Linked DNA regions of Homo sapiens: region 2 is linked to region 1. The links are chromatin loops, found by intact Hi-C in ENCODE. Cell type or tissue: endothelial cell of umbilical vein. All regions are shown on one strand. Each heading gives the region's core, and the rest is flanking DNA. Links, peaks and the distances in the headings are about the cores only.

Region 1 (15,784 bases), core at 903-8,902:
TGTGCATTAAGTATTAAATAGCACAGTATCTTCTTCATGGAGCCTTTTTTCCTCCCCCATCCCCTGCAGCTGCCTTTTTTTGGGGGCAGGGTGGGGGTTGATGTTGAACTTTAAGAGTTTAAAAGTTTAGCTTATTGAGTAGTTGTCATTTAAAATATAATTGCGAATATCAGAAAACTCATACTGGAAAACTAAATTTTTTTTTTCTCTTGAGACGGAGTCTCGCTCTGTTGCCCAGGCTGGAGTGCAGTGGCGCGATCTCAGCTCACTGCAAGCTCCACCTCCCGGGTTCACGCCATCCTCCTGCCTCAGCCTCCTGAGTAGCTGGGACTACAGGTGCCTGCCACCACACCCAGCTAATTTTTTTTGTATTTTTAGTAGAGACGGGGTTTCACCGTGTTAGCCAGGATGGTCTTGATCTCCTGACCTCGTGATCCACCCGCCTCAGCCTCCCAAAGTGCTGGGATTGCAGGCATGAGCCACTGCACCCAACCCCTGGAAAACTAAATTTTTAAGTGCTTATTTTTATAGAAGTTTGAAAATTTAATGCAGGCAGGTGTGTAATAAATTATTTTTGAATTGAACATTAAAATTCTGCTTCTTAAAGTCAGCACTCAACTTGGACATGTTGAAATTAGAATCTATTCTTGTATTTGATAGACAAAATATGTGGGAAAGATTTTTTGCATGACTTTTCTCTCATTTTATTCTTCCATAATGTATTTCTACTATAAAATAGAATCAACTTGGGTTATATTTGTCATTTACTTTGTTCTGTTAGATTTTTTCAGTTGTTTTTGGAAAAATTCTAGAAATCAGGATGAAAAATGCAGCTTTTCCAGGGTTGCTGGACTGGGGGTTTTATTTGGGCCTCCTTATTATAATTTGTCACTACTTATAAAAAACATTCTGTTGCAAACAGTGGTGTTGCATTGAATTGAACTTTGGCAATGAGAACACAGCACACAGCTCCCTTTTCAAAAAGGGTCTCAACCCCAGTGTGTATTTTTGTACATCAACATTTAGAATACTTATGGCAGATAAGTAAGGCATGTCACTGTGTCCTTCAGTAACCTCTCTCAGTAACTGGTTTCTTTATCCCTAACATGAATTCATTTCTCCTTTGAAGTCATTTATTATTTTATAAATTGAGAACAACCACACCACCAAATGTCACACCTTCTTATAAAGTGTGAACAAGGAAGGTCATGTTTTTGTGGGTATTTTGTCAGACTTAGAGGTTTCATTTCAGGGCATAGTCAAAGGCATCATCCTCCCAACTACCCACTTGATTATGTATTTCAGATCCCTCCGTGGGGGCCTTCTTCTGACAGAGAATTCTTTGAGGTCCGCAGTAGTGCTTTTGTCAGCACAGACTGCTAATCTACATCTTGCTGCGTTCTGTTTGCTGAGGTTGGGCTTATTCATTTAACACATACCAACCATTATCCAGAGGCACCATGGAGAGTTAGTCATGGAATAAAGCACTGTCCTTGCAGATGAAAAAAGTCTCCAGAGCAGACTTCTGACAGGAAAGGTTTAGATGCTGGAGAGTTGAAGAGGTGTAAGAAGAGATCGTGCCCTCATTTTTCACTTATTTTTTTGGTTATTCATTTATAATAAAAGGTTGGCATTGATATGGTACAACCTGCAAATTACTTGCAGTTCTGAGTTTCAGATAAAACATTATAAAACATTAAATTCAATACATACTGCTCCTTTGAAATTTGGGTAAAAAATTGTACAACCGTATATATAGTCATTTTTGTATTTTTTCTATGTTGTGAAAACCAAAATTGTAATTTTATAAGTCTTTGATTCACTAAAATTATATAATTTAAATGTATTTTTTGTATATTTAGAAATAAGGAGTCCAGAGACTACGCTTAACTTTCTATGCATGCATTTGAAAGCTGTTTTTACCTGATAATGTAGTAATAAGTTGTATTCATAAAATACTGATCTGTGTTGCATTTCAAAATAAACTGGTGTGTGCTCTGCCTGGATTTGAAATACCTACCAGTGAGTGCAGTGATTTTTCATAGTCAGTAGGCCTGAATGTGGTGTTGCAGGAATATGGGAGAATTTCAGTTCAATTATGGACTCCAGCTCTTTGACAATTTTAAAATCTAATTCTGCTATTCATAATGGTTCTGCACTTACAGGAAAGACAGATTATATTAAGAGGTTTCCAAAAAGTCCTTCCCTGCCAGTCAGTCTTCAGGCTAAGCCAGTCTGCAAGCTGGCTGCAGAGGGACAAGGGGTTCCTCATGCAAGTGACCAGGGAATCTAAGATATTAATCAGCATGGGGTTGAGGAACCTTGTCTTATAACAAGCTGGGGTTTTGTTAGTGTAACTTTTCTTTTTTTGTTTTGAGACAGAGTTTCGCTGTTGTTGCCCAGGCTGGAGTGCAATGGCACGATCTCAGCTCACTGCAACCTTCACCTCCCGGATTCAAGCGATGTTTCTGCCTCAGCCTCCCAAGTAGCTGGGATTACAGGCACCCGCCACCACACCTGGCTAATTTTTTGTATTTTTAGTAGAGATGGGGTTTCACCATGTTGGCCAGGCTGGTCTCGAACTCCTAACCTCAGGTGATCCACCCGCCTTGGCCTCCCACCACGCCTGGGATTACAGGTGTGAGCCACCACGCCCAGCCTGTTAGTGTAACTTTTCTAACAGAAGTTCAGCGGGAGATCCTGTTGCCCAGCACTGTTCATCTTACATTAAAGCAAGATGTGGTGAAGTTCAAGTACCTCATTCTGAAAATGCCTCCAAACACAGGAATCCCAGGAGTGGCCCCCCCTTACTCAGGCTCGCAGTAAGAAGTGGTGGGAAGGACACTGCCTTGGGGTGTCCTCCGCTGGGTCACAGCTGATCTAGCTCTAGGCCTCTGGTGCTGGGTATGTTCTAGTCACTTTTCCCAGTGACGACTTGATCATGGTGCCTGTAGCAGTGATGTGCTCCCCACCTGAGTCTGCCAGCTCTTTCTCAGATCATCACCACGGCCTAAGAGTGTGGTCTTTGTTCCAAAGGAGAACACTTCCCTTCTAAATGCCATCTGATCGCAGCCTAGATGTTCCCAGCTCAGAGGTTAGACCACCTCTCCTCATGTAGAGCCTATTCAGCTTCAGAGGTTGGCTTTTTCATTTATGAAAAAAGTATTGCAGCTGAAACTGCGGAACAGATGGTAAAGTTAATAGTAGAGGCTACTCAGAAAACACAACCTTTACAATGTTAGCATGGTAATGGAGACAAGGGCTTTCCAATTTGTCATTGTCATATTTTGTGGCAATTATGTGTACTATGTTAATATAAGCCTTAGCCTGGAGGAATTACCATTGGTATAATTAAGAGACCTACTGTTACACAGCATTCCAAAAATACTGCTGTGTTTTTCTATTCCCTTTAACAAGAATGAGGACTAGCTTTTCAATTCCTTTTATTATTGAAAAGAAAAAAATCCCAGCCTCACAAATAGCCTGGCTCATTGTCATACAGTTTAATGGTGAAGAAACTGTTCTAAGCAACTATTACCAAAATTAGCCATACCTATTAACATTTCTCTGCCTATAACAGAACCAGAGTTAGAAGAGAGAGCAGTGTGGTTATTTGACCAATACTTCTTTTAATTTAAAGATATATTAGTGCTATGAGGGCAAGTCTCAATACCAAAAATAATCCTTCCCACAAAAGGCAATTCACCCTAAAACCTCATTTGGTGAGCAAAAATAAGAATGTGAAAGGCTGTGTATATAAGCACCTAGAGTGCCCATTTCATAAATATTTTTATGTTTGGAAGTCACGCTTTCTGCTCCCTAATTCCAGAGCATAGACTTGTTACCATGGTAGTGCTTTCACATCTATCTTTGGCTTTGGGTGCAGGCAATCCAGATGTGTTTCCAGATGCTGCACTTGGTTAAAGCCGGGATCTGTATTTCCCCCTCGGTGTTGTCGTAGCCAGGCTTCCCCACTCGGGGGCAGCACCTCACAAGCGATTGGGGCCTTAAGAGCCAAAGGAGTTTGGGAAACAGCTTCATCCCAAGGACACGGAAAGGGGCAGAGGCACTCTAATGAAAATCAGTCACGGATCTTTTATTGTCCATATAAAGCAAAGACAGATTTTAAAGCATATTCTGGAGGAGTACAGGAAATAACACTTTTTTTGGAGCAAAGAAACCAGCTTGGGTGCGTGCTTCGAGGCTCAATCTATTTTCTCCCAGCTGCAGAGCCCTCCTCCCCATCGCAGACCCTGCAACTACTTGGTTTTGAAAAGCAGAGCGCTTTTGGAGCTGGCTTGCAAAGCAGGTGTCAGCCCTCCTGTTTCATGGAGAGCCTGCTTGTTCATATTTGAAACGTTCAGGGAGGCCAGTTCCCACTCTTATTCTGTCTCTGGATATTTTTGGAGGGTGGCCTGGGCCATGAGAAAATGTCAGGCCACCTTATAAGGCGGTGTCTGGACCAAGAATGCTTGTCTGCAGCATGTTCAGTCTATTCTGTGGATTTCAGTTAACTTGACTCTTGGACTGTGAGTTTTCTCACAGATTTAAAATGCTTCTGTTCATGCCACAGATTATTCTCACTCTTCAACAGGCTGAAAATCTTCCTCAAGAGATAGTTGTTTAAATGACAACCACTTTGGACATACCAAATGGATAATGTCCTTCACTAACCACAACTAGTTGATTGTGCCTGGGCTGATAGTCATGTTCAAGTGATTTGCTGACTTAACGAATATATGTTAAGGTGAAATCCACAGACTATTAGTTCTCAGTGATCATGGGAACATGGGCATGTTAGGGAGAGGAGTCTGTGGTTTAAAACACTGAAACAAAAATTAAAGTTTTCTCTCCTGCTAAATGTTTCAGATCTTTCTGTATATGAATGCAACCTCCAAGAGGAGTGTTAATGCAGGATTTTCCAAACCTGTTTTTCACCTTTATCTTTGACACGTCTTCAGGGCTAAAGTTCTTTGAACACACTTTGAAAAATACTAATCTATCGGTGGCAGCTGTCCCCATCAGGGAATATTGACCTATCCAAGGGGAAAAATGAGAGATGGGGGTTTAGCCTGGGCTCTAGGAAGATTTTTCCTTGTTCCTGCTCTGTTGTTTCTAGGGATCTTTTTTCTTCTTTTGAGGCAGGGTCTTGCTCTATAACCTAGGCTGGAATGCAGCGGCATGATCAGGGCTCACAGCAGCCTCAACTTCCCGGGCTCAAGCAATCCTCCCACCTCAGCCTCCCCCATAGCTGGGACTACAGGCATGCACCACCACACCTGAATAATTTTGGAGGTTTTTGGTAGAGCTGGGGTCTCAGTATGTTGCTCAGGCTGGCCCCAAACTCCTGGGCTCATGCCATCCTCCTGCCTTGGCCTCCCAAAGTGATGGGATTATAGGCGTAAGCCACCATGCCCAGCCCCTTGGGGCTTTAAAAATATATAGAAATCACCATCATCAAATAGGTAATTGAATTATTAGGCTGAGAACCCAGGTGTCGGCAGCACTGGCTGGAGGCTTCCACTTGATGTGAACTTGTCTGAGCAGACTGGGCTGGGACTGGCAGCACCTGTGGTGCTGTGATCAATCTGCTGGGCCTCACCCTGGGGCTGCCTGCCTGGGACACTCTCTGTAATTTCTTTTAAACTTCATCTTTCAATCTCTTACTCACTATCAGCCCAGGATATCACCCCCAATTTCACAGAGAAAACAGAGCCATCAGATAGTAATTCCTTCCACTTTTTTTGTCACCAGATCTATAAACTTGCCCATGCTGGGATCATCCTTTCCTTTTCCTGATGTTAGAATGGATGGGGTGACCTTTCACCAAAACTAATCCCTACCTTGTGCTCCAGATGTTTTTATCTTTCCCTTTCCTCACAGACCTCACTCTGTCAATTCTCCCTCTCTCTCTCTGTACTTCCTCTTTGCCAGCTCTTCCCATGTTGGCCTTGACCCCATATCCTCCACTACTTCCACCTCTCTCCTGTCCTCTGGAAGAGATACCTATGAAGCACTTCTTTTTTTGAGACAGAGTCTCACTCTGTCACCCAGGCTGGAGTGCAGCAGCACGATCTCAGCTCACTGCAACTTCTGCCTCCCAGGTTCAAGTGATTCTCTTACCTCAGCCTCCCTAGTAACTGGGATTACAGGCCTGCACCACCACGCCTAGCTAATTTTTGTATTTTTAGTAGAGACGAGGTTTCACTATGTTGGCCAGGCTGGTCTCGAACTCCTGACCTCAAGGGATCCACCCGCCGCAGCCTCCCAGAGTGCTGGGATTACAGGCATGAGCCACCGTGCCCAGCCCACTTCTCTCTTTCTTATCTGGCACTCTTCCTGTCTCACTCTAGCCTGGCTTTTCCTATCATCCCCCTCTGTTCAAGGTCACTAATGACCTTGTTATGAAAGCCAGTGCACACTTTTTTGTCTCTGTCTTGTGGTTGAAGTTGGCGTGCAGTCCTGCTGGGTGTTAGAAATAATGATACGGCTTTGGAGTAGACTGGGGGGCCCAACAATGCCCAGTCCCAGCCCAGAACTCTCATTTCTCCTCGATGCATTCCCAGTGGAGTTGTATACAAAAGAATCAATGGAAAGCAAGCAAACTCGTGTTGCAGTTAACTGGCTTGAGCCCTAGGGTAGGATTATGGTAGTCTGGGCAGAACCTCACAGAACACTCCTGCTTCCTAAACCAGTGAGAGGTAGTGGCTTCAGCACAGGAAACTGTGAGACCTGCTCAATTCACCTCTCACCCGACCCCATCCCACTCTCCATCCTAGCACTTAGCTCTTATCCACTGAAATGGGGAGAAAGGCTGCTCCGACACCCCCAGCTCCGGGACAGAAATTCATAAAGATTGAGTGCATGTGCCGCCATGCTCGGCTGGTGGGGGCCAGGGCCAGGAAGGACAGGAAAGCATCCAAGAAGAGAGCCCACCCCGCTCCACTTACCACTTAGGACTGGAGAGACAGAAGAGGGAACCACACCCCTGTGCACAGACCTCTTAATGCCCATTGGCTCCATCACTCCCACTAGCAAATGCAGCTCCATCACAATCTCAGAACTGAACATTAAGATCAACATTCCTCTTCCTTAGGGAGGAACGAAGATGTGTTGGAGAAGGATGAAGATGGACTTTGGAATCCTTCCCAGGAAGCCAACATCTTTCCTTCCCATCAGCCAGCCATCTTTCCTGAAATGACCTTTTCTTTTGAGATCCTGTTCTTTTGGTTCTCTCCTGCCTAAACCAACCTTTCTCTGTCTCCCCTGCCAACCCCCCAACTCAGAGGTTCTCAGACTTGAGTGTGCACCTATGGCGCTGGTTAAAATCAGATTCCTGGACCTTCCCCAGGCCTTCTGAATCTGAATCGCTGGAGACAGAGCTTGGGGTTCCATTTTTAGGCACACTCCATGGGTGATTCTGATGCAGGGGCTTCTGGGTTAATTTGGGGGAACATTGCCTTAAAGGTGCCTGATCCTGAGGGTTTTGTTCAGCATCTCCTCTCACTTCGAACCCCAGACCCCTGACCAGTGGTCCCCAGAGCATATCTGGCCCACAGATGTATTCTGTTCTGCCCACATTGTATTAAAGTGGAACCAGTTATAAACACTTTAAAACTGAGAGACATCATGTAACCATCTAAGAAAAATCAGAAGGTGAGGCTGCAGGAGTCCACACTCCTACCTGTCAGGCATCCGCAAGGACCAGGGGGAGCTGCCCCACTGGATGGAGCACTAGGGAAAGGGTTCAGCTTAGGCCCCAGTGCTTCCTGTCCAGAGACTCTGGTTCAGCCCTGTCCCTGCCCAGCCAGCCTTGCAGGTTTCTGAAGCAGGCGCTGGAGAGGAGCAGCAAGGCTCCCGTGGCTTCCAGCTGCATCTCCATGCTGGTGGCTCAGGCCTCTGTCTAAGCCTGCATCATTTCAGACTTCTCCTGGCCATCGCCACTGAGGTATGCCATGAGCACCAAAGGCTCAACCTATCCAAAATGAAGCACCCTCCTCTTCCTCTGCCACCAATCTTTTCTTCCTCTTCCTCCTCCTGCCCTCCTCCTGTCTCCCCCACCTCGCTGAATGGCATCCCATCGTCCAGTTGCTCAAGTCAAGAACTTGGGAGTCACTTTTCCTCTTCTGCTCCCTGATTGGCCCCGAGCCCCCTTCATTTTGAATCAGTAGCTAAATCCTGTTGATTCTGTCTGCTGAGGATGGACTGAATCTATCCAATCTATCAACTTCCCTCTTCCACTGCCTCCTTTCTTGTCCACGCCACCATCATCTCTCAGCTGGATGGCAGCTGAAGCCTCCTAACCAGCCTCTCACCTTCCACTTCTGGTCTCCCGAATTCATTCTCCATACAGCAGCCAGAATCAACTTTTAAAAATGCAAGATGTAGCCAAGCGTGATGGCTCACGCCTGTAATCCCAGCACTTTGGGAGGCCAACGCGAGCGCATCACTTGAGGTCAGGAGTTTGAGACCAGCCTGGCCAATGTGGTAAAACCCCATTTCTACTAAAAATACAAAAATTAGCCAGACATGGTGGCACATGCCCATAGTCCCAGCTACTCAGGAGGCTGAGGCAGGAGAATTGCTTGAACCCGGGAAGCAGAGGTTGCAGTGAGCAGAGATTGCGCCATCGCACTCCAGTCTGGGCGTCACAGCGAGACTCCATCTCAAAATTTAAAAAAACCCAAATGAACAAAACGAAATGTGAGATCATGTTTTCTCCACTTAAAAGCCTTCAGTAAGTGTGTTGTTCTTGGGGTAAAGTCCAGACTCCCAAACATGAGCTAAGACCTTCATCGACCTGTGCCTGCCTGCCTGTGTCCCTAGCCCCTCCACTCCCCATCCTGAGAAAGCCTATCAGGCTCTCAGGGCGCTTGGCTGTCACATCCTGGCTTTTGTACACCACATTCCCTCCACTTGGAAGACTCATTCCCCCTCCACCTTGCTAATTCATTTCCATCCTTCAGGTGTGACTGGGGCCCCCTTCTCCAGGAAATACCTGCCCCAGGTCCCAGAACTGGCTATGGTGCTCCTCCTAGATGCTCCCACAGTGCCAGGGTTGTCAAAACAAATAAGCCCAGCTAAATTTGAATTTCAGACAACAATGAAGAATTTTTCAGCATAAGTGTGTGTCCAGCAACATGTTTAATAATTTGCCAGGTGCAGTGACTCACACCTGTAATCCCAGCACTTTGGGAGGCTGAGGTAGGAGGATCACTTAAGCTCAGGAGTTCAAGACCAGCCTGGGCAACATAGTGAGACCATGACTCTACGAAAACATAATAATTTTCTTAAAAACACTTTAGGCCAGGCTCGGTGGCTCACGCCTGTAATCCCAGCACTTTGGGAGGCCAAGGTGGGCGGATCACAAGGTCAGGAGATCGAGACCATCCTGGCTAACATGGCGAAACCCCATCTCTACTAAAAAAATACAAAAAATTAGCTGGGTGTGGTGACGGGTGCCTGTAGTCCCAGCTACTCGGGAGGCTGAGGCAGGAGAATGGCGTGAACCTGGAACCTGGGAGGCGGAGCTTGCAGTGAGCTGAGATCACGCCACTGCACTCCAGCCTGGGCGACAGAGCAAGACTCCGTCTCAAAAAAAAAAAAAAAAAACACTTTAAATAATTTGCTAACTTGCTCTGTGACAATGAGCATGTTTCCCCATCACAGTCCTCGTTGCTCTGTGACAATGAGCATGCTTCCCCATCACAGTCCTCGTTGCCGCCTCTTACCTGTTTGCCCACCAAGGACGGAAAGCTCCCCAAGGGTAAGAACTTCATCAGGCTTGCTTCCCACTGTATTCTCAGGGCCCAGCCTTTCACTGGGGTTTGGGAGATGTCAGGAAGCTCATAAACAGATGATTAAATCAGGTAGTTTAACGGACTGTGAAGAAACCTAGAAAGGCAATGTGTTAGAAAGTGTGGTCAGATGAAGTCTCTCTGAGGAGTGATTCAGGATTTGAACCAGATCTCACTGACCCCAAAGCCCACAACTGTTTCCCTCCACCAGGGTCAAGCCTCATTTGTGGCAGAATATCATGTGAGTTGCCCACCAAGGCAGCCTCTCAAAGGTTGCAGAAGCTCCTTAGAGACTGGAGGCCTCTCTGAGCCCTTGGGGCTCCTGACAAGCACGGTGAATGTGATAAGACGTCGAGGTGCTGGGAGGACCCCACCTCCTGGAGCCCAGGCTGCAGCACCATTCCATGGCTGCTGTAGTCAGAGCACTGGGCATCTGAGCTCCAAACTTTCCTGACTTTCCTGGGACCCAGCATCACCCTCGGGTCCCGGTCATTAGCAGAGCTGCTGGCAGCTCGGAGTCTGCTCACAAGATTCTCACAGGCCTCCAGGTCCTTATCTGCAGCATCCTGGGACCAAGCCCCCTCCCCAGGGCTGGGCTGGGTGGGCCATGCCAGGGGCACCTCTGCCCACAGCCTAAAGCCTACATTGCCTATGTTTCTTTGGGTCATTGCTGCCTCTTCTTCCCAGCATTAGGGCAGCTCATCAAGCCCCAGCTTTCCCTGAAAGCCCTCCTGGGCCCGGCAGCACACACTGACATTGCCTGCCCACAGCTGGGGCTGCTTTACCTCATGCCCAAAGTAAGCCGAGGAGCAGCCCCACCCGCTCCACGGAAGACTGCCCCTACCCGCTACAGCACCACAAGCCCCCAGCGCACATCGTACCTGAGGGAACTATGCCATCTCAGGCGTGGAAGGGGCCTCAGAATGGCGTTGTCACCTCCAGTCTCCACTTGTACAGAGTTGGAAACTGATGCCAAGAGGGATAGGGGCCACTTGGCTGGGCACGGTGGCTCACGCCTGTAATCCCAGCACTTTGGGAGGTCGAGGTGGGTGGATCACAAGGTTAGGAGATCAAGACCATCCTGGCTAACATGGTGAAACCCCATCTCTACTAAAAATACAAAAATTAGCCGGGCATGGTGGCAGATGCATGTAGTCCCAGCTACTTGGGAGGCTGAGGCAGAAGAATGGCTTGAACCCGGGAGGCAGAGCTTGCAGTGAGCTGAGATTGCGCCACTGTACTCCAGCCTGGGCAACAGAGGGATAGGAGCCGCTCCTCATCCCCCCACCCCACCCTACAGCCTGCAGGATGGTGTGCAGGGCATTTCAGGGTAAGCCAAGTAGGTAACTTCCTACTCCTCCAGGGACCTGAGCTTGCTGCCAAGGCAGGCAGAGTCAGGGCTGCCCACATTGTGATCTCAGGTGGGGATTTTCCGGGAGATTGTGGATTTAGGGGGGACCCTCCCAGGCCCTGAGAAGGATGTCGTGAATACTGCCGCGAATAAGCTTGGAGGACACAACCAGGGGGCCGCTGTTTCAGGCAGCCCGGGGAGGACCGAGGGCAACAGAAAGAGGGAGGTCCACCAGGAGTTTCCAGTAACCCCTCTGGAAGCTTGTGGTTGCACAGCTTAATCTGGGTCTGTGAGGGTTTTCCCAAGTTTCCTACATGTATTTACCCAAGAACTGATATCTGTGGGCACCTTCCAGAAGGCCCAGTTCCTGCCTCAGCCACTCTCCCCTAGTCAGAGCAGCATCCTGAGGCGCAGCCTACAGATACGGAGTCCAAGGGCTTGCCCAGCCTCCTGTCAGGAATGTCAATCCCAAGCCAGGTGGCTGTTTGGCTTGCCTGGTATATTTAGAAAAGTCAGGCTCCCTGCTCCCTTACAAAGTGTGAACTGCACCTATCACATGGAAATGTGATTCACTTCTCAGCAGCCCAGCTGAGCGGCTTCCACCGCCCCCAAGCATCCCTCCTCCCTGCCTCCCTCAGCCCTCTCTGCACGGGTATCCTCATATCCTCCAGTGGAGCTGAAGGCCCTGCCCCACTGTGACAGGGAAGGGCTGGTGGAAGGCACCTCAGTGGTCAAAGGCAAATGTCCCTTTTGCATTTTCTGGTAGCAATGCATTGGTCTTACTCTGTTTCCTTCTCTCTGGAAATCTGGATGCTTTCTTCCTCAGAGTCCTCAATTCTCACCGCCCTGACACACACACACTCTGCTCCTCCTGGGGTCTTGAGAAGCCCTGGATTGACTTGCAATCTGACCATGAGCCCCTCATGTAAACAAGTGGCATAAAGCAGAGGTTGTATCCTGGCAGCCAGTAGGCTTTTCGTTTTTGTTTTTGTTTTTCTTAAAATGATATTTTAAATTGTTTTGGTTACCAGCGTTTTAAAATTATGAGAGTTCACATTTTAAAAAATGAATTTCCTGCTTCTCTTGAAAGAAGATGTGGCACTCCGGCAAGCCTGGGCCTGGTTCCTGCACGCCTCGGCACACCCGCGGGGACTGAGTGGAGGCTGTCCCCTTTCTACAAGTGGGTTCTCCAGGTCACCTCACCAGGCCTGTGCATTCATTTGAGTTCCCTGCCTGGGCCTTGGAGATTTCTGGATTTAGAACTCCACATACCTGGGACCTTCCATTCCAGCAGAGATAGAGCAGAGACACCCCTAGTACCATAGGGCCTCATTTCTCCTTTTCCTCCCTCGGTTTCTCACTCTTCACTCTTCAGTCTTCTGAGTTATCTCCCTTCTTCTCGCACCCCTCTTGAGTACCCTGTATCATTGACTTATGTGGTTCTATTTTTGCCCAATACCAATCTCCCAGCCCTTCCTTGCCTGGTTCCTTGGAGACAGAGCCTTGTGATGCTTTGGAGTTGGGCGTGAGTTCGATTCCTGCTCCACTTTTTGTCTTCACCACTTTCCTGAGCCTCTTTCACGTAAAAAATAGAGAGAAAATGATACCTCGTTTGCAAGGTTGCCCCGTTCCCTAGCTCATGAAGTGGTCAAAGACAGCTGAGTTTGTTTCAGTGGAGAGCAGAGACTGTGGCCTCCTCTCCTGGCCCTGCAGAAACCTCAGCCACTTCCCCATTCTGTGGTCCCAGGACATAGCACGTGTGCACAGGCTACCCCCAGTGGGGCCCAGAGGTGCCAATGCCTCTGACACTTGAGGACAGGAACTCCCCTAAGTGACAAGCCTCATCGGGCTGCTAGACACTAGTCAGGCCCAGGCTGGGCTCCACCCAGGAGTCACCCAGGATCTCAGGACATGCTTCCCCCTCCTTCCCCAAAATCCCCAAAGCCAGGTGTCTGCCCCTGCCCAGGACCACAGGGAATACTGCTGATACTGCTCAGCATGTACTGTGCCAAGCACTGTTTATATTTTTCATATGCGTTAACTCCTGAAATTATCCCAATAATTCTACAATTTCAACACTGTTAGACTCCCATTTTACAGAGGAAGAAACAGGAATCGTTGAGGAAAGGTTAAATAACTGGCGCAAAATCACCCAGCAGGTGAGTGGTAGAGCCTGGCTATAAAGGGAGGCTGTGGAGTTCCAGAACTTACACCTTTCATGACTGTGCTAATTATACCGCTTTTACTGTAGCTCCCAGACCACGGTGCCCCGTGCTGAGCATTCAGCCCCTCTCTCGCCATCTTGAATCACTTCAGCTGCCGCAGCCCAGCCTGGCCCCCAAGCTGGTTACCCATGAGCACCGCGTCATGGCAGAGCCCAAACAACACCCGCAATAGGCAAATACCTGGAGATAGAACTCTCGTTTTGAAGTCAATCTTTTGATCACACAGAGAAAGTAAGTGCTCAACAATGAAATCCTCTTCCCTTTGTTGTCACAAACATAAAGCAACCCATTCAAGTGCCCACAAAATGATAAAATCCCCGCATCTCTATTCCTCATTTTTGCCGTCTTGCTCAGTGCTAGCCTTGAGGGCCTGATACAGCTCCTTCTGCACCTGCAGGCTGGGTCCCTTTCCCTTGGGACTGGCGGGCTCCTTCAGCCCCTCCTAGGGACACTGACACCAACCTGACGCTCACAAAAAGAATTCTCAGAACCTGACACAATGGAGCCGTGTTGTTTTCTTGCTTAGACCCTGGCAGAAATGTAATAGCTACCCTGGGAGGGGAAGGCATGCCAGGCAGGGACCAGTAGATGGAGAATCTAAGCAAAGAAGGGAGGAAATCCGCTTGCATTCTGCCCTGACAGGAGTCCAGTCCTCCTCAGCCCTACAAAGGCCCTGAGCTGGGCAGCTGGCCCTCCGTGGGGGTAATTCCCACTGAGAGGTTGGTGGAGCTGCTCAGCACACTCACGGGCTTCTAGACCTGCACCTGCGTGTCCCTGTGGTCCATTAGTTCCCAAGCCCAGGCGCTCAGGGGCCCAGGAAACATGATATGATTCTTTTCCACAGGCTTCCAAACCTTGCCCGCCCTCATCCTCAGGTTCTCCAGGTCCTGGCTGCTGCTCTCACCTCCCATGAGAGCACCAAGTCTCCTTCCTGCTACCGCAAGACTTGACCTCCCTAGAAAAAAACAGCCAGTCCCCAGCCGTCTCTTGAGAATCAGGACAAAGAAGCGAAAACACAAAAACATGGTGGAGACGCAGAAACGTGCCCTTTGCCCAAGTCCCGCCCCCTGGCCTGCCCCAGCACTGTCCACCTGAAAGCCCTGCCTGCCCCAGCACTGTCCACCTGAAAGCCCTGCCTGCCCCAGCACTGTCCACCTGAAAGCCCTGCCTGCCCCAGCACTGTCCACCTGAAAGCCCTGCCTGCCCCAGCACTGTCCACCTGAAAGCCCTGCCTGCCCCAGCACTGTCCACCTGAAAGCCCTGCCTGCCCCAGCACTGTCCACCTGAAAGCCCTGCCTGCCCCAGCACTGTCCACCTGAAAGCCCTGCCTGCCCCAGCACTGTCCACCTGAAAGCCCTGCCTGCCCCAGCACTGTCCACCTGAAAGCCCTGCCTGCCCCAGCACTGTCCACCTGAAAGCCCTGCCTGCCCCAGCACTGTCCACCTGAAAGCCCTGCCTGCCCCAGCACTGTCCACCTGAAAGCCCTGCCTGCCCCAGCACTGTCCACCTGAAAGCTCTGCCTGCTCCAGCACCGTCCATCTGAATAGTCCAGTGGCACTGGAGGTGTGGACCAGCCTGCAAGGGAGTCTCTATTCTTCCCGACAGGACAGGCAGCCAAGCTTGCTGCTGGCCTAAAGCCCTGAGACTCCTCCCCAAAGCAGGAGCCCAGCCTTTTCCTGTCTCTCCACTTAGGGGGCTCCCTTAGCCCTAGGACTGCCCCTACTGAGTGACTCTTGAAGTCAAACTGTTGCTGGTGGCCCAGGCACACACTAGTGGGAACAGCCTGCTGTTCAGGGAAAGGATCATCAGCTCATAGGGTTCTTGTTTGTAGTGCATTAAAGCAAGTCTGGGACCTGGTTCACTGGGTCATTGATTTTTACCCTGGGGAAAGGGGGTAGCCTTACCCTTCGTTGATATGGAACTGAAAGACCTCTGTTGTGGGGAGGGAGAAAAAGAGATGGTGATCATTCACAGTGATTCAAGACAATGATTCTCCAGAGGAGAGCTTGTTCTACGGCTTCTGAAACTAAGCTACAGGCAGGGCCATGCTACCCCTGAAGGCTTTAGGGGGAACCCTTGCTTGCCACTTCCAGCCTCTGGAGACTCCAGGTTTCCTTTGCTTCCAGCAGCTTCACTCCAGTGTCTGCCCCTCCCTTCACATGGCATTCACCCCTGTGTCTCTGTGCCTTAAATCCCCCCTCTCCTTTCTTCTCTCTCATGGGAACGCCAGTCATTGCATTTAGGGCCTACCCTAAATCAAAATTATCTCATCAAGAAATGAGTATGTAATCTCATGATAAGATCTTAATATCTGAAAATGAGATCTCCATCCTTAATTATATTTGCAGGCCTTATTTCCAAATAAAGTCACAGTCACAGGGACCAGGGGTCAGGACCTAGACACATCTTTT
Region 2 (15,304 bases), core at 448-8,447, 200 kb after region 1:
TCCCTGGTATGGGAGGGATGTGAAGAGACCTGGCGCCCCCTTCTACCATCGTGACATAAGCAGTGATGATGGGAGCTCTGCCGGCGGGAACCTGACCGTGTCCCCAGGTGCTGCAATGGGCACCTTGCACACATGGCCTCTCTCATCATCATGTGACAGATGAGGAAACTGAGGCCCACAGAACTCAAGTGTCTGGCCTGAGGTCACTGCCAATAAGTGGCAGAGCTGGGGTTTCAGCCCACACTGTTTGAACTTAGCCTTTGGCAGCTCTCTGACTGGCTCGCTGACCACCATTCCTCTTGTGCCATCTAGGGTGCATGGGGTCCCAGGGCCTGGGACAACCCAGTGTCTGTGCCCAGGGCTTTGAGAGAACCAAAGGAAGGAGGAGTCCTCAGGCTAAGGGAGGAGGCAGGAGAAAGATGTGAGGCCCTGAGTAGCAGAGGCCAAATTGAAGCATTCCTTCATTTCCTTCTCATACTCTGGTTGAGCACCTGGCGTGTGGAGGCACTGGGGATGCAGAGCCCGGTAGGGCAGTCTTGACCCTGGGAGCTCCTGAGTCATGGGCGTGAGAGGGGCCACCCCAGCGGGCACGCCGGGCCTGGGCATGGGGCACAGGGAGAAGCAGGATGATGGAGCTTGGCCAGGCAGTGTCAGGAACGGCCTGCAAGACTCCCGGGGCAGTGGAGTGATGGGAGTTGGCTGAGTTGAGTGTGGGAAGGCTTCCAGGAGGGCCGGGGCCAGGGGGTAGGGAAAGAATTTGCCTGCTGGACAAATGGAGGTTTCCCTGGGTGGGATGGAGGTGTGAGCTTGTTGAAGGGGAGACAAGAGACCCAGAGGTGACTAGTGACCTTGTCTTCAGGGCTCCTGGCGTGAGGGTGGGCAGGTAGCCCACAGGCACTGTCCAGTGGGTGAGTGAGTGTGGAGGGGCCTGGCTGTGTCAGGAGCGTTGCGGGCATCACACTGATGAGGATGGAGACAGGCCCCACTGTGTGAAGAGCGGACACATGAAGGGCCATGCTGCTGCACTTCCCTGGACATCCTCTGTCCCTCCCTGTGGCCCTCGGTGTCCCAGGCTTGGGGTGACCCAGGTTTGGCCTCCTTCATCCAGATCATCAGCGAGGATCGGTTCCGGCAGCTGGAGAAGATCAAGACCATCGGCAGCACCTACATGGCTGCCTCCGGCCTCAACGACTCTACCTACGACAAGGTGGGCAAGACCCACATCAAGGCACTGGCCGACTTTGCCATGAAGCTGATGGACCAGATGAAGTACATCAATGAGCACTCCTTCAACAACTTCCAGATGAAGATCGGTGAGTGGGGGCCCAGGGAGTGCTGAGCCCAGGGTGCAGTCAGGCAGAGGGCTGGCAGGGGCTCCCCCATACCCCATACCGCATCCGCCATTGTGGTCCCAAGGTAGAAGGCCAGGCGGCAGCAGAGGCTGATGTGGTGTGTTCCCTGCCCTTAGTAGGTGGGGGCAGGCATGGGTCATTCACAGCGGAATCCGCCCAGAGCCTGGCGATGCCTCTGCTGCCTTTTGACATGAGGGCCACATGGGTAGGACACCCCTTGGTGAGTTCCCACCTCACTCAGATGCAGGGCCGGCCTGGTGGGACCCAGGCTGTGCCTGCTCGAAGGGCTTTGTGGGGGATGCTCTGTGCCGAGGGCATGGGGCCTTCTGGTGGTTGTAGCACAGCAGATGGCAGTCCCATTTGTTTCGAGTAATACTGACCTAACCGCGTTGTTTTATTTAAAAGTATTCCACATTCATTCAGTAAAAATGGAAAACAGTAAAATCAAATACTTGATACATTTTAAATACACAATGTATAAACATGTTACCAGTCATTAAATTTGCAAATGTAGAACAACATCAAACATGTAATCTGCAAAATCGTTAGCAAAACAAAGTGAAATAGTTTAAAAAACTAAACATTTAAAGAATCATGTGATAGTGACCGTGAAATGATTATATTCTGACTTCTTAAAAAGAGTTACTTTTTACTCTTTTTATACAAGTTATGAAATGGGTCAGTGGGGTTATTGTTGAGTTGAGGTGGTGAGCAAAATCTTCCAGTGGCTGCTCATCCAAACTGGGGAAAGAAATGGTGAGGAGGTTGTGACAGGTCAAAGCCCTGGATCTTCCCTGGACTCCTTTGTCACATGCCTTGCCTTAGTTGGATGGCTCTGGAGGGGCTGTGCCGATACCTCTGTGGTGTCCGGCAGAGGTCCTGGATCAGTTTCAAAATAGTCATGACCATATTCTTGCTCAGAAAGTCTTTGAACCAAAAACATATGTATTTTTCTTTTTGTAAAGTCAGTTTTGTTTCATTACCCCCAACCTTTTATTTTGACAAGTTTCAACTCTACAGAAGAGATGAATGGTAAAATGAAAACCCAGGTACACACTTCCCCATGTGTTCCACCCTACTGTGTCCATAAAATAACTGTGGAATGCCAGCTCTGAACTCGTTCCACAAAGCCCAAAGTATTTCTGCAGTTTGTTTGTCCTTAGAATAGGTCTTACCGAGGGTGTACGGTCTGATGGAGCACAAGTTAGTTTTGCAATAGAAAGCTGACTTGGTGGAGTGTTGCTCCTCCCAAGGTCTGTGGAGGTAAAGAATGCTTTCTGAAAGAGCAGGCCTTTGTTCTATTAGCCATTTAATGCATTATCAACTCCCTGGGTATGTTTCAAGCCATCAATGATTCAGATTTCAAATTTTTAAAAATTACAATTATCATCCACAAAAGTACCGGCATTTCAGTTCTCAAAATTAACACATTATACCGAAATATTGGATGACTAAAAACCAGTATTGTGATCATTCCTGTCCTTGGGAGACATTTTGTTGCAGCCTGAGTGTCAGGAATCGGGCTTTCCCTGGGCCAGCTGGCTTGCTTTATCCCATAGGCACAGTGCTTTGTGGGCTTGGCCAGGTTTGCATCCTGCACTGGCTGCTGGAGGCCCCGAGCACAGCCAGCTGGGAGTCTGCTTTAAGTGATGTGCAGCCTCCATTTCTGCATTAACGTCACGCACTCTTGGTCTTGTGTAACATTGCCATTCTTGTTTTCCTTTCACCCCATCTCGTCCACCTGCTTTGGTTTGCATTTTTCTCCCAGTGTGTGTTTTTGAAAAGCCTCAACTCCTTGATTGGATCAGGCCTGGGGACTGAGTGTAGAATCTGCCAAGAGGTAGATAAGGAGCCGGGCAGGCAGCTGGGAGCCTGTGTGGCAGCTCCCCTCCTACAGACTCAGGCTTGTCTTCCCTGGGTGGCATGGCTTTGGGAAATAGAAGCCATCAGGGCTCAGTCTGGTCAGCAAGGTGGACAGTCCAGCCTGGTGATGGCACATGGGGTATAAAGCTGCCTGCGGCTTGGAAGGACTGATGAGGAGGGTCGTGGAAGGAAGTTCTGAGGACTGATGGCATTGCTGACCAAGTGAGGGTCACCAGGGGCCTAGTTTGGAGCTTGTGTGTTTTCAGTCCTGCCCTTCACACACAAGAAACAGGCAAGAGTGAGGCCTAATGAGGACAGTACGAGACCGGCAGGTTACACAGGAGGGAATGCCCCGTGCCTGGAGACAGGACAGGAAATGTCTAGGGAACATCAGTTGAGCCAGATACATGGGGGCAGGATTTAGCCTGGGGAGGAGGAGAGAGAACGCTTCAGGAGGGAGAAGCAGCTCAGCGAAGGCTCAGAGGCAGTGATGCTCAGCGTTGCCTTGGGTGAGATTGGGAAAGTGGGCAGAGGAGAGCCGAAGTGGTGGCCAGAGCTTGGTTGCTGCAGTGTGCCTGCCCCAGCTCAGAGGCGGGGGAGCAGGAGGACTTGGAGAGAGGAGACTGGCACAGGGCGATGAGTTGGGCAGGATCTAAGAGTGAGAATGGCGAGGAAAGAAACAGAAGAATGAGGAAGAGAGACACAGCCAGTCTGATAGGTTGCGCCTAAATGGCTCCAAGAGGAGGAGGATTAGGGAAAGGCAACTGCATTGCACAGGAGGTCACTAGAGACCTTGAAGAGGGCACTCCTGGTGAGGGGTGTCGAGGACACAGGTGCAGGCTCCTTGTGTCTTGCATTCACAGGCATTTGACAGGAGCAGGGTAGCGGGAGGCTGCAGGGTTTAGCACAGCCTTGGGCCTGGAAGCCCACGGGTGTCTCAGGTTGGGAGTCAGAAGGACCTGCAGCATGTGGGGAGACAGATGGTGGCAAGGTCAAGCCAGAGATGTGATGACTGTGGCTGATTCCTGTCCCCTGCAGGGCTCAACATCGGCCCCGTGGTGGCCGGGGTGATAGGGGCACGAAAGCCTCAGTACGACATCTGGGGCAATACCGTGAACGTGGCCAGCCGCATGGACAGCACCGGTGTACCCGACCGCATCCAGGTGAGTGCAGGAGCATCCACCACCCCTCACCCCATGGGAGGTCCTGTGTCTGACACCGAGAGGTCTTCAGGGCAGGCCACCTACAGTTCCCAGTCAGAATGTCTGCAGCCAGATTCAAGGGTGATGGGGCTGTTGACGCTGATGTCTTGGAAGCTTGGAGAACACAATTGTGTTTCAGGCCCTCAGCACCTTGGACAGATCTTCAGGCTTCTGCAGAGCCCTCTACTGGGCATGGAAGGGACTGGGGGCTGCTGGGAGTGGATCTGATTGTAGAGGCCGAGCTGAGAGTGCACATGCAGGCCCCAGTGCCTCCTAGCCCAGGCACACAGAGAGGATGCAAAGATGTCTGCAGGGAGCAGGTCTTACCCATTGAGCCTGCAGCACTCCTGGCCTGGCTCAGGAGAGCCAGTGGGGGCTGCTGGCCCTGGGATGGTACCTCCCCCAGCCCCAGCAGCCAAGGGCCCTGGCCACAGACTCAGAGGCCTTTTCCCCTTGCTCCCTCCTTTGCGAGCTGGGCTTGTGGTTTCCCGGCCTGCTGTTCTTCAGCTGCTGCTTTTTGAGCCTTCCTTGATTCTCTGCTGCAGTCTGATGGCAGAGGCACCGCCCTGGGCAGTAGTCCTCCTGCACGGCCCTCACCCCCAGTTCTCTGTGAGGCTGTGGGAGGTCAGCTTGCCTGGCCTGTTTTTCCAGGTGCTAACTGTGCTGCTTTTAAGGCCTTTTGCCAACACTGATGATACTGCTTAAATGTCCTGACTTCTCTCCCCCACAGGGCCTCTGAATAAAGGGCCTGACCCCAAGCACAGTCCTGGTCCACTCAGCCTGACCTGGCTGAGGTGTGGATGCTGGCCGAGGGGCCTGGCCTTAATGGCCTTTTCTCACCTCCATCCCTGTGCAAAGGAGAGAAGGACAGCAGGATGGGCCTAGAGATAGGAGCAAGGGGCATGTGTGTTTCCAAGGCTTCCAGCCCATTCAGGGACAGGCGCAAGGGACTCTCTGAGCAGCCACCATAATGACCCAGCAACTCACCTTGTGTGGGGCTGCACCACACAGGAACTGCAGCTAGTAACACAGTGGGGTCCCCTCTCAGCAGCCCACCCAGCACTCCTACCGCCTGCTGCCTGGCACTTGCACTCACTGGTGGGCTTGCAGTGTGGCTGGGGTGGGGAGCTCTGACGATGCTCACAAACAGCTCTTGGGTCATCCCAGGAGCCACTGGCTATGCTGCCCCTCCCCACATCTGTCCCCACCACTCTTCTCTTTCACCCAGCAATGGGATAGTGAAATTAGTGAGGCCATCGGTGAGCTCTCTTCTTTGTTCCGAAAGCTAAAGCAGAGCCAGACAACAAGACCTGGACCTAAGCACAGGCCCTGCCATTTATTCACTGTGTAACCTCAGGCTCGTGACTTAGATGCTCTGAGCCTGAGGGTAATAACATTAGTCACCTCACAGGAAGATGCAGTGAGATAAGCAAAGGCTCTCAAACGACCTGTGGTGAAAAAAGCAGCTTTTAAAAATCGTTCTGATCTGTCACGGAGGGATGCTTTTGTACAATGCACCGGGGACACACTTGGAGACGGGCTGCAGCCAGGTCAGATGGCTTTGAAAGCTCCCCGGCACTTACTGTCCACTCCTGAACTTATTCTGGACTCAGGGCAGTCAGTCCATGGACCACAGGCCACACTGAAACAGCACACGCAAGCTGCCCGTCACAGTGCCTGGCACGAGCAGGTGCTGAGGGTGAGAGCTGGCGTTGCTCTTTTCTTAGGATCCCTTCCATGGTGAGCTGCTGTCTGTCAGTCCCTGAGAGCACCTCAGTGGGGCAGCTGCCCCTCTCCTTCTGTGTCAGGGGCGGCAACAGGGCTGGGCAGTCAGAGGTGGCTCTACCCCACAGCAGTTCATGGCCAAGGCCATCAGTGGCTTGCCCTCTCTCCTCCTGTTCCCCCACAGGTCACCACAGACATGTACCAGGTGCTGGCTGCCAACACGTACCAGCTGGAGTGCCGGGGCGTGGTCAAGGTCAAGGGCAAAGGCGAGATGATGACCTACTTCCTCAATGGAGGGCCCCCGCTCAGTTAGCAGCTGTTGGCCAATGGTGCCAGGCAGCCTGGCCTCCAGAGGCATGGAAGCAGCTTCTCTGTGTGCCGGGGGTGGCGGGGAAGCCATGCTCCAGCCCGCAGGGCTGCGCTGCTGAGATTTTCCACTTGGACTCCAGAGCAGCTTCTGCCTTTGCTGGTGGGCAGCGGCCTCTGTCCCAGGCCCCGGGGTGCCAGCGTCCTGCGAGCACCCAGCTGACCAAAGATGTTTCCCTCTGTAGAAGACTCTGCTAGACTGGGTCTGAAGCTTGAGTTTTCTAACAGGTGCTGCTGCACAGGTGGAAAGGAGCCGTGGGAATGTGTGTGTGGCACGGCCCAGACAAGGGCAGGGCTGAGGGGCCTCCGACTCAGCTGGGGGTAGACGGGCTCGAATGTGGCCTGGGAGAGCCTAGGGGGCCCCAGGGGTCTGCTTTTCTATGTGAGCCTTTAAACTTCAGACAGGCCACCACCCTGCACCTGCAGGGGCTTTGGCACAGGAGTGCTGGCTTTGGAGGGACTGTGGCCTTCATCGTGGTCCTCTGCCCACACCTCCACGCACACAGACAGTGCCCTAGGAGGGAAACAGAACTAATTACGAGGGGGAGGCAAGAGGACGCCAAGCAAGGAGTGGTGATTCTGAGAAAAATATTTATTAAATAAAACAAAACAAGTTCTCCGTGCCCTTCTTTAGACTATGCTAGTTGTATGCGTGTAAGAGACACACAAGCAAACGAGGACGCCACTCGGGGGGAGGGCGGGGATCCCCACTTGTCTTTTTTGTATTTTTTATTTTGTATTATTGAAAGCCTTGGAGATCTCACAGATAGATATGCCAAATTCTATATTTTGTAAATTCTCTATATTAGAAAACAGCTGTGCACAGCAGGGCGGGTGTGCTCATTTGTACTGTGTGTATGTCGGTGTATGTACTGGTGTATATGTGTGTGTGTTCATGCTGTGGAACTGGTCTCACACAGGATGTGTTTCCCTCATTTCAGATTTGGCAGTTTTGGGTTTTCCAAGGTACCACCAGAGCAGTGGGTGTGTGCTTTTGGGGTACCATATGCTCAGATTAAGTAGGAGGATGCATGGACACACTGCCCCATCTTTTCTGACACACGCACACGTATGTACACACATGCACACACCCTCCTTCCCCTAAGCAAAACGCAGATGGAATAAGAAAACAAAAAGCTGCTTTCCCATCCCAGGCCGAGCTGGAACCAAGGGAAGCAATCTCATCCTGCGACAGGCAGTGTGGTGCCCTCCACACCCTGAGATTTCAGACGTTTGCGGCTTACAGAGGCAGCGCCCACAGATTCCAGAGTGCTTACAGAAGGCCAGGTGCTTTGCAGGCTGGGACGAGGAAGCCAAGCCTCCCTGGCCTACTCAGTTGGCCAAGGTGCAGGTGGCTCTTCCTGGAGATGTTCACTCAGACTGGGGGATGCAATGTGCAGCCTTCAGGTTTGCGGAAAGGGAGTGGCCTTGACCTCCACCGGCAAACCAGGCAGAGGAATGGGTAGAGCCCAGCTTTAGAGTCCACAGGGAAAGCTAGCAGGAATTTTGTTTTAGTGGGAGGGGGCAGTTAAACATACCAAGAAAAAAATACTATTTTTATAACCTATGAGGAAGACATTTGGAAAATGATACTCTAGCACAGAATTCAGTGGAATCCTTAGGGCCCATGCCCAAATCTTTCCATTGCTTCTCAGGTTAGAATGATCTTCACCTCCAACATGAGCTTGGAGGTGATGAGGCAGTGGCTCTGTGCCAGCTGCCACAATGTGACTTTGATGTCCACCTGTACCACCTCTCACTGGGCTCTAGCACCACCCTCCCCTCCCCGCACACCAACTGAACACAGCTCTGAGAAGCAAAGTGTGTGGACCCAAAACTGCCAAGCCTGAGTCTGTCCCGTGCTTCTGCTGCTCCATCCTTTGAGTTCTGCATTGCCATCCTGACGTCGGCCACAGGAGGCCTGCTTTCTTCCAGCTGTTGTTCTCAAGTTCCCTGCCCCTCCACATCGCCCGCCAGTGGTGTTGGGTTTTCGTTCTGCTTCCAACCTGAGTAAAGTGTGTGTGCTGAGTTCATCCCATGTTCTCCCATGGTCATGGCTTCCCGGCCCCATGGGGACCCCTCTCCCATCCCAGCAGTGACTGGTGACAGTGTGCAGGTGCAGTGCTAGCTCTTCGTTCCCTCTAAAGGGTGTGCACTCTTTTTATTCCTACTCTTGCAAAAACAGATACGATTATGATTTCCCATGGAAATTGAAAAGTCTATTTAAATAATTTAACTATTAAACACTTTCACTGGTAATGTGTCCTGGTCTGATTTGCAGGTTGAGCCAGGGGGGCCTGGCCCTGGGTTGAAGAACAGTGTACCCAGCCTTGGGGGTGCTGGGGAGGGGAGCCGCAGAGGGCAGAGAACTCCCCTGAGTGGGGGACAGCACCTTGCTATAGAGATAATGTTGGCTGAAGACTGCGGTCCTTGTGGGAGAACACTGGTGACCATAGCAAGAGTCAGTGCATGGGGCTGGGGAGCAGGTGCACCCAGAGCAGGAGGCTGAGGAACAAGAGCTGAGTAGGGACCAGAAGTGAAGGGGATACAAAATCCAGGATCAGACCAGAAAAGACCAGGTCCAGGGAAGGATGCTCTAACATGTTTATATGTTGGATGAGCCAAACATGTTTATATGCCACGGGAAAGAAAGGTGAAAACACAGGCATGGAACACAGATAATGGAAAGGACCCAGGCAGGTGAGTGGGGACAAGCTGCAGGCCAGAAGTGAACTGATTTGACCTGCATAGCTAATAATGATGGCATTCTCTGTGTGCCACACTGGGATATGCACCATACAAACATTATCTCATTTAATCATACTGATGAAGGAACTGAGGTACAGAGAGGTTGAGTTATTTGCCTAAGGCCACACAGCTAGTAATGAACAGAGATGAGTTTCAGAGCAGGCCTGTCTGCCGTCAAACCCCATGCAAGGAAACTCATGCGGACCTAGGACTCCTCTCCCCGCTGAGAGGAAGGGAGAGGTGGTAGGGGAGGCAGGGGCCCCTGTCAGCACTTCTGCCTGCTGTGCCATCAAATGCCAGGTTATATTTGGGTTAAGGAAAGAAATTCAGAGGGGGTTGCTCACATTAAGTTGAACACAGGTATAAATAAAGGCAGCAGTGAAAAAGATTTCACAGCTTCACTGACCAATAGCCACGTGGGGACATAGATGTCAGTCCTGGGCATGTGGCCTCCTGCTCCAAAGAAGGTAGACATCATTAAGGACTTCAATGTGCCTGCAGAAAGATGTCATTTTACTGAGGTAAGACTTTAAGTCTGAGAAATTTTCATGCTGGAGTACATTCATTAGAAAAGGAGACCAAATGATAAAACGTTCAAACTTAAGGGGCCAATTGGCCTACGTGGGAACCTCAGCTCCTGAAGAACTTCCACCCTGCTGTAGCCAGTAGAGACTAGGCCCTCAGGCAGGCTCCATGAAACCACGCGTGTAGATACCAAGGAAATGCAACTCAAAACCATCAAAAGCCCTTTCCAACCCCATCCCCACTGAGCTAGTCCCAGAGAACCTACTTGTTTCTCCCTTACGAGGGTCTACTTTTTTCCAAAAGCATATTCATATCTAGAACACCAATAAGCAAAAAGTTGATTTGAAAAGATGCTTTTGATAGGTGGGGTGAGTTTTGAACACCACTTTAACGCCCACTGACAGCAAACATCACTGAAACCAAGACCAGACTTCAGCCAACATGGTGATGATTTGACTGTAGTGTGATGTTAGCAGCTAATTAGTGGGAAGACAGTGAATCCTGGTGCATTGGAGAGGCTCAAAATAAATATTCACCAGCTAGCCACCTTACTCTTAAGACATTCAAAGTTAGAAATACATTCACAGAACTTTTCCAAAAGCAAAATTACCTGAGTGGCATGTAGTTAAATGACGCCAGGAGCTGCGGGTTTTCCATAGTGCTGCAATGGCCACGAGCTGTTCATCAGCGGGATATGAGCTTCCTGGAGTCTGAAAAAGGTGCTGAGCCCGGGTCCCTGCAGGGCAGGAAAGCCTTTTCAGGCATTTCAGCATATAGTGTTCACAAGTGCTTAGCAGATTCTCACTGCTGCCTGAACAAAAGAACGATGATGGCAGTGACAAACACGCTCTGAAATACGGCAGCTTTTGAATTTGTCTAAATCCAAATCACACACTAAAGAGAACAAATGCTGTCCAGTTCACCTTCAGAGGGAAGGGACTGACAGGGCTTGGCCATGCTGGCCATGCTGGCCCTGGCTGCCCACTGCAAGGCCCCCATCACTGAGCACAGGATCAGGAGGAGAGTTGGAAGGGCTGCTGTTATTTATGGGTGTGGGGAGGGGGAGGGCACAGCAGACCAGAGAGACCATCCCACTCCATTTGGATGAACTTCACGGTGTGTAGAGAGCTTCCACACACATTTTCTCACCTGTGCCTCCTCAGGCCTGGGAAGCCATTCGAGAAAGGACCAGAGCCTTGCCCAAGGCCACCCTGGTACTCAGAGCAGTCCCTGTGGCACTAGTCCAGAAGCACTTCTGTTCAGGGTGCCCATCTAGCTGGGTATTGAAGAGCTTGGCAGGAACAGCGGGCTCACCACTCCTCAAGGTTAACAATAGATGAAATGAGATCTGATGACTTAAGTGGGCTTTTCTTGTCCTTCCAGATTTTCACAAAAGCCGTCTTGGTGGCTTTTCATCCCTGTCTTGGGAAGGAAAATGTGATATTGGCTGTCCTCTCGCCATCTTTCTTTCCCACCTGCAGGGTCCCTGCTTGACGAGACGGACATGAGCAAAGGCAAATGAGGGCATTGGAGTAGCTGGTCTCCAGACTCTCTCCCTCCACTGGCACTCCCTGAGTCTAAATATTTGTGTCACTCTCTATCCAATCTTCAAGTGCCAGACCACATGTATGGTGCAAATATAAACACAATCTAATTAAGACGTTAAGATTTAGAGCCAAAGGCACAGAGACAAATGAGGTAAAAGTATCGTGCCAAGGGGGATGTGTGGGAAAATCACCTTCAAACCAAAGTCAGAACCAGCCCTTGCTTTGTCCTCCTGCAGACACCAGTCTGGCCCAGCAGCGTTCACAACATCAGCACAGTCAGGGGTGTCTCCCTTCGAGGGCCCCATTCAGGAGTGACGGGTGAGTGGAGATCAATCCAGGTTCACAGAGCAAGCAGAGGGTCCAGAGAGGGAAGGGGAGGAAGACGGTGAAGAGAAGGATAGGATTCACCTAGAGTTGAGGGCCAAGTAGGCAGGCATCCTGTCCCCACGGGATTCCCAGCGCCCAACCTCACCTGCCCAAGTGTCTAGTGAGCAGAGCTGATCCACTGAGGGCATTTGCATCCCCAGGGCCTCTCTCTCCTACTGCTACTCCATCAGGGCCATGAATTTAAAGAATTCTCACTGGAATCCATAAGGGGGACTATCACGGTTTTCCCTTGACCGATTTCTAATTTAGATCTGCCTGGAATCTCAGGTTTGTCAGCATCTCTGGTTAGCCTGAGACTAGTTTTCTTACTTTGCAAAATTGCTTCCCCACTTTGTTAGCTATAGTGGCAGTCCCCTCCCGGCTCACATGGGTTTTTTTGGAGGGTGCCTTTTGCCTCAGATTCTTTTAAAAGCCATGTTGCATTTGTGCAATTTAAGAGCGCCTTTCAGCTCTCACGTCCCCAGCATCTGCATGATACTGCAGCTGAAGGCTGTGGCTGCCTCCCCACACCCCTCATCTTCCCATCAACGCGTGTGCACACTCACGAGGGCCCTCAGAGTGTGGGCACAAGGGCTGCTGCCATCCATGAGCAAATTGTAGATCAGATTCGAATGTTCCAAGTCAGGTGTGTTGGGACCAAAATGCTGGTTCCATGCTGGATAGGGCAAGGTTCTTAGAGGCACCTCCCTCACTCACCAGCACCCCAGTGCCTGGGAGACTCTGCAGGTACTGGCGAGCACAGTCTACCACTCCCAGGTGTGTGACACAGGGCTTCATCCTGCTTCCTTCCCTCAGGAGGACTTTAAGGTGGGCAAAGCACCTGGCATACAGCAGGCATTTGGCAAATGTGAGTCCTTCAACCCCCTCTTCTCTCTTTGGATGCACCTCCAGTGCCCTGACCAGAAGTCTGCCCACAAGTGCCTGCCTGCTAGATATTTCAATGGGATTCTTACTTAAGTGGTGGCTTCTGAAAAGTTTTGTGCAATGATTTACGACATTCAGGGGCATTTGCAATTTAAAAGACTCTTAGCACCTTTAACTGCAACAAGGAAGACCACAACGTGGTGGCAAACGCTCTCCTAGCACTTGATGTGCCAGTCTCTAAGTGCTTTACATTTACGCACTCAATCGTCACAACACTGCTTTGCCAAAGGTACGATTATTATCCCCACTTTACATCTGAGGAAACTGAGGCAGAAGGATTAAGTAATTTGCTGAGGTCACCATGCTAGTAGAAGAGAGAGCCAGGGATGATTCTGGCTCCAAACTCTTAAACACTATTTTACACTGTGAAAAGTTCCCTTCTATTTTTTGGTTAATGTTTTCAGAGGGATCACAAATTCCCTAATCACCTAACAGAATTCCCATTAAATGACATCAAGTCAAAGAATCAACCTATTCTGGCATTTTGCTAGGAAAAGCAAATGTTTGTAACACCCAAATCACCAATAATGCTTTTATTTTCCACATCAAGATTAATTTATATGTTAGTTTTAGTACAAGTACTAAAATGTATACTTCTTGCCCTAATAGCTAAGGTATACATAAGCTTCACCATACATCTTGCAGCCACCTGTCTGTCCTATGTCATTGTTATAAATGTAGAGATTTTAGGAAACTATTTTATTCAACCTGGGACATCTATACTGTAGGAGTTAGCACTGACCTGATGTCTTATTTAAAAGTAATGTATATTACCTTTACATATATTCCTTATATATTTAAACGTATTTCCATGTTATCCAGCTTAAAATCACATGGTGGTTAAGAGCATGAGTTCTGAGTCAGATCTGGACTGAAATCCTGATGCTACCACATGGGTTAGGTTGTGACTGTGGTCAAGTCACTTAACTTCTTCATGGCCCAGGTGGCTCATTTTTAAAAGAGAAAACCTTCATAAATGCTTTCGGTAAAGATGAGATGCTTAGCATAGTGCCTGTCACACAGTATACATTGCCATTTCCCCCTTCCTGTCTGCTTCATCTGTTCACACTGCTGCTAAAACAGTAAGAACCCAGCTGTCGTCAGTCACACACACATTCCCTAAGAAGTGTCTTTCTGAGATGCACTGTGGCACAGAAAAATGAGCACCAACTTTCAAGCGACTTAAACCCAACTCCAAATTTGAACTTCACATCCACCACCAAGTGTCATACCATACGAAGACAAGTTCCTGGCCTGAGTCTTGGTTTCCTCAAATGCAAATGAGATCGTGCCCGCTCCACCTCATGCTGCCATAAGGATGAACTAAGGAGAACCCAGCACTGGCCCACAAAATGAGCTAACAAGCATTCTCCTCATTAGTCCTAGGCACTGGAGAGATTCAAAGTGCAAGAATGAAATACTTTGTTCATCTTTAGGCAAGGTCCTTTGCAACCCAACCTCAAAGAAAAGTGCTGGCACAAAGAAGGTAAGCAAGCAAGGCAGAGCTGGGGAGGGGACACCAGGAACAAATGGGGAGTGGAATGCCTGAGTCCTGCTTCCCGTTGTCAGATGGTGCCTGAATGTGCTTTCTGTTGGGTGATGCTTGTATGGCTGTGCTGTGAGATGCAGGAGAAAGGGGTGAATGTAAACCGTGGGTGGGTTTGGGCTGAAAATACTGTTTGTTGCCAAGGAAACACAAGGAACAATTCATAAGGCTAGGATATTGATTTCAAAAACTCTGAGAACTAAGGCTGATCTCTGAGTTTCCTAAAACCCCCAATTGTGCTGAGACGACTGATTACACATCAGCATTGCCAACGCAGAAGAAACCTGAATGCCCACGCATCAACACCACTCACTGTTAACAAGCAGGAGCATATGCGCCACGTGGCTTCCAACCACACAGTGTTTCCACGTTTCTTTTGATTTCATCTACTAAATAACCTAGAAAACTCAGCCACTCAAGAAAGAGACAAGAGTGGCAGCCAGTTTTTCTCTTTGAAAAACTCGATGCTTAAACAGGAGGCCGCAATCTGCCAGCATTCAACAGCAGCCCCAGAACATTAATGATCACACACCTCCAACCTTACCGGTAATGCTCAGAGTGACATTCTCGGCTCACTCAGCCCTTTTACACAAACTCAGTCACAACCCTTGGAGCTGGGTTTCTTTTGTTAACTTTTAGCGAGGTTATTACTAAAGCCAATTTAACCCTAAAATCAGACCTTACTTTACCACAGCATTTTTAGGGAGAAAGACTTTGGTTCCTTAGAGATAAGGCAGAAAAATACTATAAAGCATTGAACACAGACAAAGAATGTGGCCCTAAAGAGTGACCTATAACTTGTGGTTAAGGCTAAGTGTTCAATGAGGTTTTGAGTGGTGGCTGCTCTTGAACGTATGTGTTCTTTTACCACACACTCCACAGAAGTTCTAACTCTTACAGTGAGCCAAAAGTCTGTTAAAATAGTAACAAGGAAGGTGTACACACACACACAACCTTTGTTGAGTTCCTTGGAAACCCAACAGCTCAGAGTATGACCTTAGGTCACTTAGTAAACCTTTTGAAATGAAGGCCAAGCAATTGCCTTTTAGGGGAGCAGCTGACCTCAGAAGCCACGGAGGTTAGGTCCTTTATGACAAACTTCTGGTCTCTGTGGAGCCC

The links. Hi-C counts contacts between places; a loop is a spot of excess contacts. Peaks named below come from ENCODE experiments on the same cell type or tissue, not always from the same donor. Only the 100,000 strongest peaks of a DNase experiment are listed, where the experiment ranks them.
Region 2: it touches region 1 in a loop (11-fold over the local background); 2 of 110 quality-filtered maps call a loop at or near these places.

Annotation. Positions count from the first base shown.
Region 1 is chr3:123,477,783-123,493,566 of GRCh38, reverse strand. HACD2 (3-hydroxyacyl-CoA dehydratase 2) reads left to right here. Exons shown (of 7, transcript NM_198402.5): 7 at 1-2,013. Among named protein-coding and RNA genes, the nearest start is that of ADCY5, 37 kb to the right of the region's middle. RefSeq lists a silencer at 12,951-13,050. In endothelial cell of umbilical vein, for the core only: a CTCF peak has its summit at 3,972 (motif pointing right); a DNase peak (open chromatin) is centred at 3,976.
Region 2 is chr3:123,275,759-123,291,062 of GRCh38, reverse strand. It overlaps ADCY5 (adenylate cyclase 5), which reads left to right. Exons shown (of 21, transcript NM_183357.3): 19 at 1,109-1,313; 20 at 4,254-4,378; 21 at 6,327-8,767. The coding sequence ends at 6,455. Among named protein-coding and RNA genes, the nearest start is that of SEC22A, 81 kb to the right of the region's middle. In endothelial cell of umbilical vein, for the core only: a CTCF peak has its summit at 4,607 (motif pointing left); a DNase peak (open chromatin) is centred at 4,592.